2 separate regions of the Homo sapiens genome follow, and region 2 is linked to region 1. A link is a loop called in an ENCODE intact Hi-C map of the cell type or tissue named here. Cell type or tissue: B cell. All regions are shown on one strand. Links, peaks and the distances in the headings refer to the core of each region. The heading gives the core; the rest is flanking DNA. Region 1 overlaps QRICH2 (glutamine rich 2). Region 2 overlaps RHBDF2 (rhomboid 5 homolog 2).

The links. Peaks named below come from ENCODE experiments on the same cell type or tissue, not always from the same donor. Only the 100,000 strongest peaks of a DNase experiment are listed, where the experiment ranks them.
Region 2: it touches region 1 in a loop (2.1-fold over the local background); 3 of 110 quality-filtered maps call a loop at or near these places.

The regions. Positions count from the first base shown.
Region 1 is chr17:76,278,137-76,282,493 of GRCh38, forward strand. It overlaps QRICH2 (glutamine rich 2), which reads right to left. Exons shown (of 19, transcript NM_001388453.1): 8 at 3,728-3,979; 9 at 2,695-2,817; 10 at 2,518-2,592; 11 at 2,151-2,315; 12 at 1,897-2,018; 13 at 1,227-1,292; 14 at 905-1,006; 15 at 1-53. Among named protein-coding and RNA genes, the nearest start is that of UBALD2, 15 kb to the left of the region's middle. In B cell, for the core only: CTCF peaks have their summits at 1,525 (motif pointing left) and 1,724; DNase peaks (open chromatin) are centred at 425, 1,505, 2,225 and 2,735.
Region 2 is chr17:76,494,507-76,498,879 of GRCh38, forward strand. The region is part of intron 1 of RHBDF2 (rhomboid 5 homolog 2); the gene reads right to left. Among named protein-coding and RNA genes, the nearest start is that of RHBDF2, 4.7 kb to the right of the region's middle. In B cell, for the core only: CTCF peaks have their summits at 2,567 and 2,769; no DNase peak of the experiment used is centred there; H3K4me3 peaks cover 1,643 bases; H3K27ac peaks cover 4,000 bases.

The DNA of each region.
Region 1 (4,357 bases), core at 1-4,000:
TCTGCTCCATCTGCGCCAGGTCACCCCGAGGGAAGGCGCTGCCCAGCTTGAGGCTGCAGGGTGTGAGCAGAACAGAGGGAGGGTTGGCCCATGGCGGGGGCCTTGACCTTGTGTAAGCCGAATCCTTCAGTTCCGGGTCCCTTTTGTGCAGGACCCAGCTAGGCTGGGGGTCGCTGGGCAGCTTGACCCCTCAGCAGTAGTCCTTTCCACAGCATCTGAGGGCCAGACTTGCCGGGAAGGCTTTCCTCAGATGGGGAAGTGCAGGCCAGCCAAATGGAAGAAAGCCCTGCTGCCTGTCTGCAGCTGTGGGTGGAGGAGCTGAGGGCAGCCCCGGGCCTTCCCATCTCGGCGCACCTGGCCTAGCATACCTGGAACCCACAGGGCTCCAAGAGCAGCCTGAAGTCCTCTGAACTATGGACTCCCATCCTTAGGAGAAGGGGAGCAGCAGAGAGGTGGGCAGGAGCCGGAGGGAGCATGAGATGCCCACCGCCAGCCTCCTTCGTTGGCTGAGCCCACCCTCTGGCTGAGCTATACCGGACCCTCCCCCCACCGCTCTAATCCCGGGGTTGCTGAGACAGCCGAAGGCTGAGGAAGAGGTTGAGAAGTAGAGGAGCTCTCAGAGGCAGCTGGCGCCCTTGACGAAGTCCCACCGTAACTCCCAAAAGCAGGTGTGACTAGGTCTGCCTCCTACGCTCATGCCTTGGGAACTGCCAGGGAGCTAGTTCAGAAATCGGCCTGCGGCCCCCACTGTCCCATTCCAAGGAGGAGGCTCTCCACACTGTCCCACAGCACTGCCTTCTGTCACGTTCCGCTGGGCCCTCCGGAGTCATCCCTGTCCCCTGCCTTCCCCATCCAGAGCCCTGGCCCCGGACCCATATGTCCCATATGCTGTCCCATAGCATACTTGCGGCTATGCTGCCGGACCTGCTCCAGTTCAAACACCGTGTAGGGGCGGATGGAATGGTGCCCAGGTAGGCCTGGACCCGCGGGGGTCACGGGGATGGCACTGGGCAGGGACAGAGGGAGAAGGGGCGGGTCAGAGTGGGACAAGTCCGGTCCCCCAAATCCACCTGCCTAAAGAACCTTCCCACCCGCCCCCGGCCTGGAAGGGAGCGAGGGCTGGAAGCAGACACATGAAAGAAAGGGAGAGGACAGGTGGACACAGGTGAAGGGAGGAGACGCAGCCCTGCCATGCGAGGCCACGTGCCGGCGGTGTGGGCACTCACTGTCCAGTCACAGGTGTCTCCAAGGGCCGGTCACATGAGAGGCAGTGGAAATGTGCCAGGAGCTGCCTGTTAGGAATGGGACGCACACGCAGGGTGAGTGCTCTGCCCGGAAGACCCAGAAGGGCTTGGGGCTCTGCAGGCCCCTGGAAGCTCAGCCCACCAGGGTGCAGATCATGTCCCTGCTCCCCAGGAATCCATCTGCTCCCACCTCTGGGCTCACATCCCAGACCTCCCTGTCCTAACCCAAAGCCAGCAGGCTTCCCATGGGCCCCTGAGGGTGCCCTGTGCAAGTCTCGGGCGCCCCCTGGCGGCCACGAATGGGAATCCTGGAATTCAAGCCTACCACGGGCCAGGTCCTATGGGCCAGGCCCCCAGGAGCTGTCTCAGCTCTGGGTACTGAGGACCTCTCCCTGTCCCAAAGGCCCAGCTTAGCTCAGCCAAACCCTGAGAGCCTTAAGCCTCCCCTCCTCCCTTTCTCTGCTGTAATACGAAGGGGCCTGAGCTAGAAGAGCGTTTCAAGCTCTAAAATTCTGTCCCTCCAACCATGGGACAGTCCTGGGCAGGATCCGCTGTGTGCTGGCAGGAGCTGTTTGTCTGGAGACCCCCAGCCCCCTCTGCCCTCACCCCCTGAAGAGCGTGCCAGCCTCCTCCCCTGCCTCCCAGGCCTCACCTCCGCATGGCAGCCGCCTCGTCTGCCTGGTAGAGTGGGGGGCGCTCCCTGAGCTGCTGTCGCAGCGATTTCCACCGATCCTCCAGCAACTGCTTCACTGGGTCCAGCTCCAGGCGGTCCAGCTGTGGCGGGGAAAGAGGGGCCAGGGGACCTCTAAGGAAGCAGGTAGGGGGCTGACCCAGGAGAAGGTGGTGCTGTCCCGATCCTGGGGGCAAGGCTGTGGGATGGAGAGCCCCGCCATGCCCCTGCCTCACCTTGTTGTCCATCTCTGTGAGCAGCCTGTCCAGCATCTTCTGCCAGTCCTGCTCCTGCCCGCTCATCTTGGCCACCAGCTCCTGCATCATGTGGTTCAGCTGCTCCGTGGTGGCATCAAACTGGACACGGCTCACTTTGGTGGCCAGAGCACTCTTGTCGGCTTTCTGCCCAGAGACAGACAGAGGTCCCCGCATCTGGGAGATGGCCATGGAGGGGCCCCATTCCCTGGGGGTGTCGACCCCTATCACCAGGCAGGTTTCTGAGAGCCCACACTCGTCTCGCCAGCTCCCCTCCACTCAGTCTCTCAAAGAACAGTCAGCGAGACCGCCCTGGGACACAGCGTGGCTCCTGGGGCCTGGCACCCACCACATCGATCTCCATCTCCAGGTGCTCCCTGTTGGCCTTTTCCTTTTCGAGCTTCTCCAGACCCTGGTACAGCATCTGGGGAGGCCAAGTGAACAGAGAAAAAAAGAGCCAGCAGCTGCGGGGCTAGGGCACCACATTGAGCCCCGGCCCCATCCCAGCCACCCTGCGGCCGCTCACAGCAATGTCCTTCTGTTTCTGCCGATGGTCCTCGATGAGGTTGCTGGTGGTGATGTTGAGCTTCTCGCAGTCACCCTGCACCTGCAGGATGGCACTCTGCACACGGCCCAGCAGCTCCTCGTCCTGCGGCAGGAGGGATGGGAAGGCTCTCGGAGGCTGCTGGCGCGATCCCACCCCCTGCTGCCATAATATTGCTGCCCCAGGTAAGTTGGCCCTTAAAACATCTGCAAGGCTGGGAGCGGTGGCTCATGCCTGTAGTCCTGGCACTTTGGGAAGCTGAGGTGAGGCGAGAGGATCACTTGAGCCCAGGAGTTCAAGAACAGCCTGGGCAACATAGGGAGACCCTGTCTCAAAAACAATGGAAAACAATTTTCCACTAACAGTGCGGGAGGCCCTCTGTCTGCCCTTTCTGGGTGTCCACCCCCACAGGACACAAGCGTCAGTCACCTACATCCCCATGGACTAGCCTTGTGACCCTGGCCTGCCGGTCAGGGGTCATTAGAGGTGATGGAGGCTCAGGAGTGATGTGCTGTCCCGGGGCACTTGAGAGCTGGGCTGTGGGCTTTATTCTCCCCTCCTCTCCTGGCCCAAATCTGAGTTCCTCAGCCCAAGAGGCAGGACCCAGGATTTGTGGCTGTGCCCGCCCCCACCAGCAAGCCTGCCCTTTCTAGGGAAATTGAGAAGGGGTTGGAAGACTCGCGTGCCAGGGAGTCAACATCTCCTACAGTTGGGCCTGTGTCTCCAGGGCACGCGAAGGGCACTGATCTGTCCTCAGCCGGCCTGTGCTGTCCCACCCCATCAAGCCAGCTCTTCCCCATGGTCTCCTGTCCCCAAAGCTAGTTCTGCTGCTACCCTCGCTGTGGACCTGCAGAAAGACCAGGGACTCTTGTGGGATCTGGCTAAAGGGCTCCGCCACGGAGAGCTGACCTTGAGGCCCAAACACCCGCCCCACTTCTGTGGGTCTGCAGCAGGGTGGCCCTCCTCTGTGGGGCCATGTCCAGTTGCAGCAGGAGGGAGGCGAGCAGAGCCCCACCTGTCTCTGGAGCTTGGCCTTCTTGGAGGGTCGGGAGACGGCCAGGCTGTTGACCATGTCTTGGAGTTGCTCATAGCGCCGCACCAGCGTGCTGACCTGATGGCTCACATCCAGGCTGCAGGCTGGACAGGTGGCCTCAGGGTCGATCTGGCCAGGAGCCAAGGTGTGGGCCTTGTGCGGGGCCATGCTCATGGACAGGAGCGTGGAGGAGGAGGTCAGCATGCTCTCAATGATCATCCTGAGCTTGTCCAACTGCGTGCAGGAGAGACGGCAGCAGCAGGGCAGTGAGGCCAGTCACGGCCACGCTCTGCCCATGCTGGCACTGCCCCTAGCCTGTGTGCCTCTCCCCTGTCGTGCCCTGGGCAGTTGCTGCATCCTCAGTGCCTCCCAGAGCATGTGCCATCATGGGCATCTATCCAGTAAACGGTGAGTAGAGAGAGTTCTCCGAGAACACAGTGTCAACACTGAACCAAGCCCTTGCCAGAAGAAGGCCTCTGGAGCTTTCTCCAGCCAGCCCACCAGCTCAGCATGAGAACATCTCTTCTTTAGCTAAATCGTAAAGTGCTGCTGCCAGTTAGCCGGGCCATAAACACACAGAGGACCGTAATGACACACAGGCCCCGCCCCAGG
Region 2 (4,373 bases), core at 236-4,235, 220 kb after region 1:
TTTGGGAGGCTGAGGTGGGCAGATCACCTGAGGTCAGGAGTTCTAGACTAGCCTGGCCAACATGGTGAAACCCCATCTCTACTAAAAATACAAAAATTAGCCAGGCATGGTGGCGGGTGCCTGTAATCCCAGCTACTGAGGAGGCTGAGGCAGAAGAATCGCTTGAACCTGGGAGGCGGAGGTTGAAGTGAGCCGAGATCACGCCACTGCACTCCAGCCTGGGCGACAGAGCAAGACTCCATCTCAAAAAACACACAGACAAAATAAAACAAAGCTGCTGATGGAGGCAGGCAAGTGGCAGCAGCTGGGCGGGGATGCAGGTGCCTTCCACATCCCAGGGAAGAGGCAGCAGCTCCCGAGCCTGGGGCTGGACTGCAGGCTTTGGGGCAATGAAGGGAAGGGGGCACGCACAGCAGCCGGGCCCCAGTTCTCCTGCTCCCTCAGCATCGTTGTGAAGGGGAGGAGTCAGAAGTGGCCCCTGGGGGCCAAAAGGCCCTGTCCATTTGGGGTCAGACACCAGGACACTGGAGGGTTTCCGGGGTGGGGTGTGCACCACACAGTGCCACAGCAACACAGGCTCGGTGGGAACTGCCCTTTGCTGCAAACGTTCATGAAAGTCTGCCTCTCTGCATCCCGGCAGCCGGGTTTTCACGGGTCCTTGGAAGCAGTGGTGGTCCAGCACAAGCCCAGCGGTTGGGGCAGGATGAGATGCAGCCTGGGGTCTGTGTGAGAGGTCCGTTTCACTCCTGCTGGAGGCTCCTTGACACTAAGGTGTGACCAGGCCATTTCCGTTTGTGACTGTCCCATGTACACAGACAGGGCACTGTCCTGTGCTTACAAAGTAGGAGCCCACCCGGTTTCCACCTGCCTCCAGACAGTGAAAATCTGTCCCGATGGCAGAAGACAGGGTCACAGGCCCATCTCTAACCACTGTGCGATCTTGGGCAAGCCACTTAACATCTCTGAGCCTCAGTTTGTGTATGCATAAGATGCTAGTATCCTCCCAGGGTCTAAGATCTATGTGACTTTGTCACCATGAACGAGGGCTCACCCCAGGAACAGCTCAGCTGAGGTACAAGGTCTCACCTATTGTACAGAGAGGTAAGCACCTTGCCCAGTGCCACCCAGCCAGAAATAGGCCTGGACTGGCTGGGTGTGAGCATGCAGAGCCCAGGGAGCCGACGGCATCCCTGGGCCCTCACCTCGACACACTCAGAGCGCTTCTGGAGGCCCAGTTCTGCCTCCGGCTGCATGGAGCCCCTCAGCAGGGAGGGAAAATGCCAGGCAGACACTTCTGAGCTTGTAAACGGTCATTAAGGAACTAATAAACCTGATTTCCCAGAACGTTGCCCTGGGGCTCCCTGCTTCCCAGGGAAGAGGCTGGCCCTAGCCCCAGTGACTGCCAGGGTTTCAGGACACGGGGACACCAGGTTGCTTGTCCCAAGCAGGCCTGCAAAGCCACGTGCTTATGGCCCACACCTTGCTTCGGGGCAGCGTGGAGCTCTCTTGCTGAGGAATGAGGAGGAATAAGGGGCCAGAGATGGGACTCAAACCTGCCTGGGCCACCTACCTGCTGGGAGACTTTGGGCAAGTGGGTGCTGCAGAGCCTGCCTCCTCTGCTGTGAGATGGGTTGATGCCCCACCACGGAGGGAGCCAGGGAAGATGACAGCAGATATGAATGTACAGTGCCTGGCACACACCCAACGCCCAGTTGGAAGTTTCTTTTATTCCTGGCTGAGCTCTGCCACCATCGCTCACTTAGTCTCTATCTGAGCCACGAGCCCCACAGGGGACAGATCTCTATTCGACAGGTGGGGAAACTGAGGCTCAGAGAGATGAAGTCACCTGTCCAAGGTCCCACAGTTAGGGAGGTGGTGGGGCTACAACCCCAGCCAGGGTCCCGCGCTCTTAACCTCCACACTCTGCAGCCTCTTGCCACCCTGGAACTGGTGAGGGGCAGGAGAAAAAGAACGGGTGAGGACTCTGAGTGTTTGGGGTGCTGGAGTGAGTCCTGCATGCAAAGGCCTTTGATTCATGAAGAAGGGACAGCACCTAACTGCCTGGGCAGCACTGCTCAGCTTGCAAAGGACTTTTACAGACATGATCTCATTTAGTTGAGGCTAAGGGTGAGAGGCGGCTGTCATCATCCTCACGGGCTGGCAAGGTCAAAAGGGGCTTAGGCCAGGGTTCAAAGTCCTGTTCCCACTCCAAACCCCACAGCAGATCCTCAACCCTCCTCTTCCAGATCTCTTTTTTTTTTCTTTTATTTTTTGAGACGGAGTCTCGCTCTGCTGCCCAGGCTGGAGTGCAGTAGGGTGATCTCGGCTCACTGTAAGCTCTGCCTTCTGGGTTCAAGCGATTCTCCTGCCTCAGCCTCCTGAGTAGCTGGGACTACAGGTGCATGCCACCACACCTGGCTAATTTTTTTGTATTTTTAGTAGAGACGGGGTTTCACCGTATTAGCCAGGATGGTCCCGATCTCCTGACCTTGTGACTGCCTGCTTCAGCCTCCCAAAGTGCTGGGATTACAGGCGTGAGCCACCGCGCCTGGCCCCAGATCTTCTTATGACTAAATGGAGCTGACAACCTGGGGAGACCCACTGGGAGAGGGAAAAGGGTTTCTTGCCAGAGACCGGGGCAGGAAGCCATCCCTGCACCACCTGCTGGCACAGGGTTGGCGGCCACACGGGGGAGGCAGAGGAGAAAACCAAGACTTGAGGCAGCTTTACCCTGCTCCCAGCCCCAGGAACCTACGCCAGGGAAAGCACAGCTGAGGGGCACCAACTCCATGAGCTGCCCCCCACCCCACTGTCAGTGACACACACACACTGGCAGGCCAGGAAAACCCCTGGGCAGAGGTCAGCAGTTCATGCCCAGATGGAAACCCACCCTCACTTCCCTTGGCCAGCAAGGCACTGAGGTCCCCCTACCCCAGACACAGCCACTCCTACAGAATAACAATAACAACAGTGCCACTGCTCCATATGCGTGTTCCCATCTAGTCCTTGACAGCCCACGAGGCAGGGCCTCGGCCATCTCCCAAGTCTGTGCCATGGACCGGCAGCCACGCCCCTACCTGAAGCCACCCTAACACCATTATCACGATGGCTCCCCGCACTGCTCCTGCCATGGCCGGGCACTGCACTGCAGGCTGCACACCTTTACCACGGGAGTCCTCACCTCACACAACCCTCCAGGTAGATTACTGTTAGTGAGCCCACTGTGCAGCTGGGGAAACTGAGGCACAGACTAATTAAGTGAACTCATCCTACTGAGCACACACATGGACGACTGTGCCCAGCAGCCCCTGGACCTTGGCCCAGCTCCTGAAGTTTGGAATCCTCCTCCATCCTTTTCTGCTGGTCACAAGGTTCCCCTCACACTCCAAACAGTGTCTCTGGCCCACCTCCTGCACTGCCCACTTGGCTGAAACCACTTTCCTGCAGGAGCCGGGCACTGGGGCTGGAACTGCCTTCCAGTAGCTTTTGGACCACAAACAACTCCCAGCTGGGCGCCCGGATACATTTGCTGAAGGAGGGGCCGTGGACACGGTGGCGCTTTGTACTTCCCGGAAGATGTGTTTTTCCTTACACCCATCCTAGGTCTCCTGGGAGGCAAAACGACGTTCCGGGCAGGCTTGGTTTCCCTGTGAAGCCGCCCGTGCCCTGAGAGCTGTCCCTGCCTAGCCACCACCACCGCCGAGGTCAGCCTGTACTTGGGCAGGCGCAGACGTCCCCGCCACTCCTCCCCCAGCCTGGCTCAGCTGGATAGGAAACTGGGAGCCGCTTCCGACAGCCAGCGCTTCCACAGCCGGTGCAGATGCCTGAGCTCACTCTGGAAATCCCCTGGGGCAGATGGGGCAGCGCCGAGGCCTGCTCCAGAGTGCGAGGCACAGAGATCTGAGGAGAGTGTGGAGGGGGAGAGGCAGCCAGGAGGGCACACGTCTTCCCTGTGCTGTGCCAGCGGCAGGCGGGGGCCAGGCCCAAAGGGAAGCACCAGCCAGCTGAGCCATGCCACTCGCACACTCACGGGCAGGCGTGCACAGCTCCTTGACTTCTGCTGTCATCTGTCACCTTGTCTGGGGCAGAGTTTACACAGCAAGGACAGAAACCTTGGTGGAGAGGCCACCACAGTATCCAGAGCTGAGGCCACAGGAAAAACAGCACCACTGACCCCAGAGCAGGACTCGGGCCCCAAGTGCGTCACCCAAAGCATTTGTAGTGTGATTTATTCCTCCTCTTATAGGAACAAAAGTCCCCCTCCTGGGCTGGAGAGAAAGAGAGTGTGTGTGTGTGTGTGTGTGTGTGTGTGTGTGTGAGTCTGTGTGTGTCTGTGTGTTTGTGTGTGTCTCTGTGTGTCTGTTTGTGTGTGT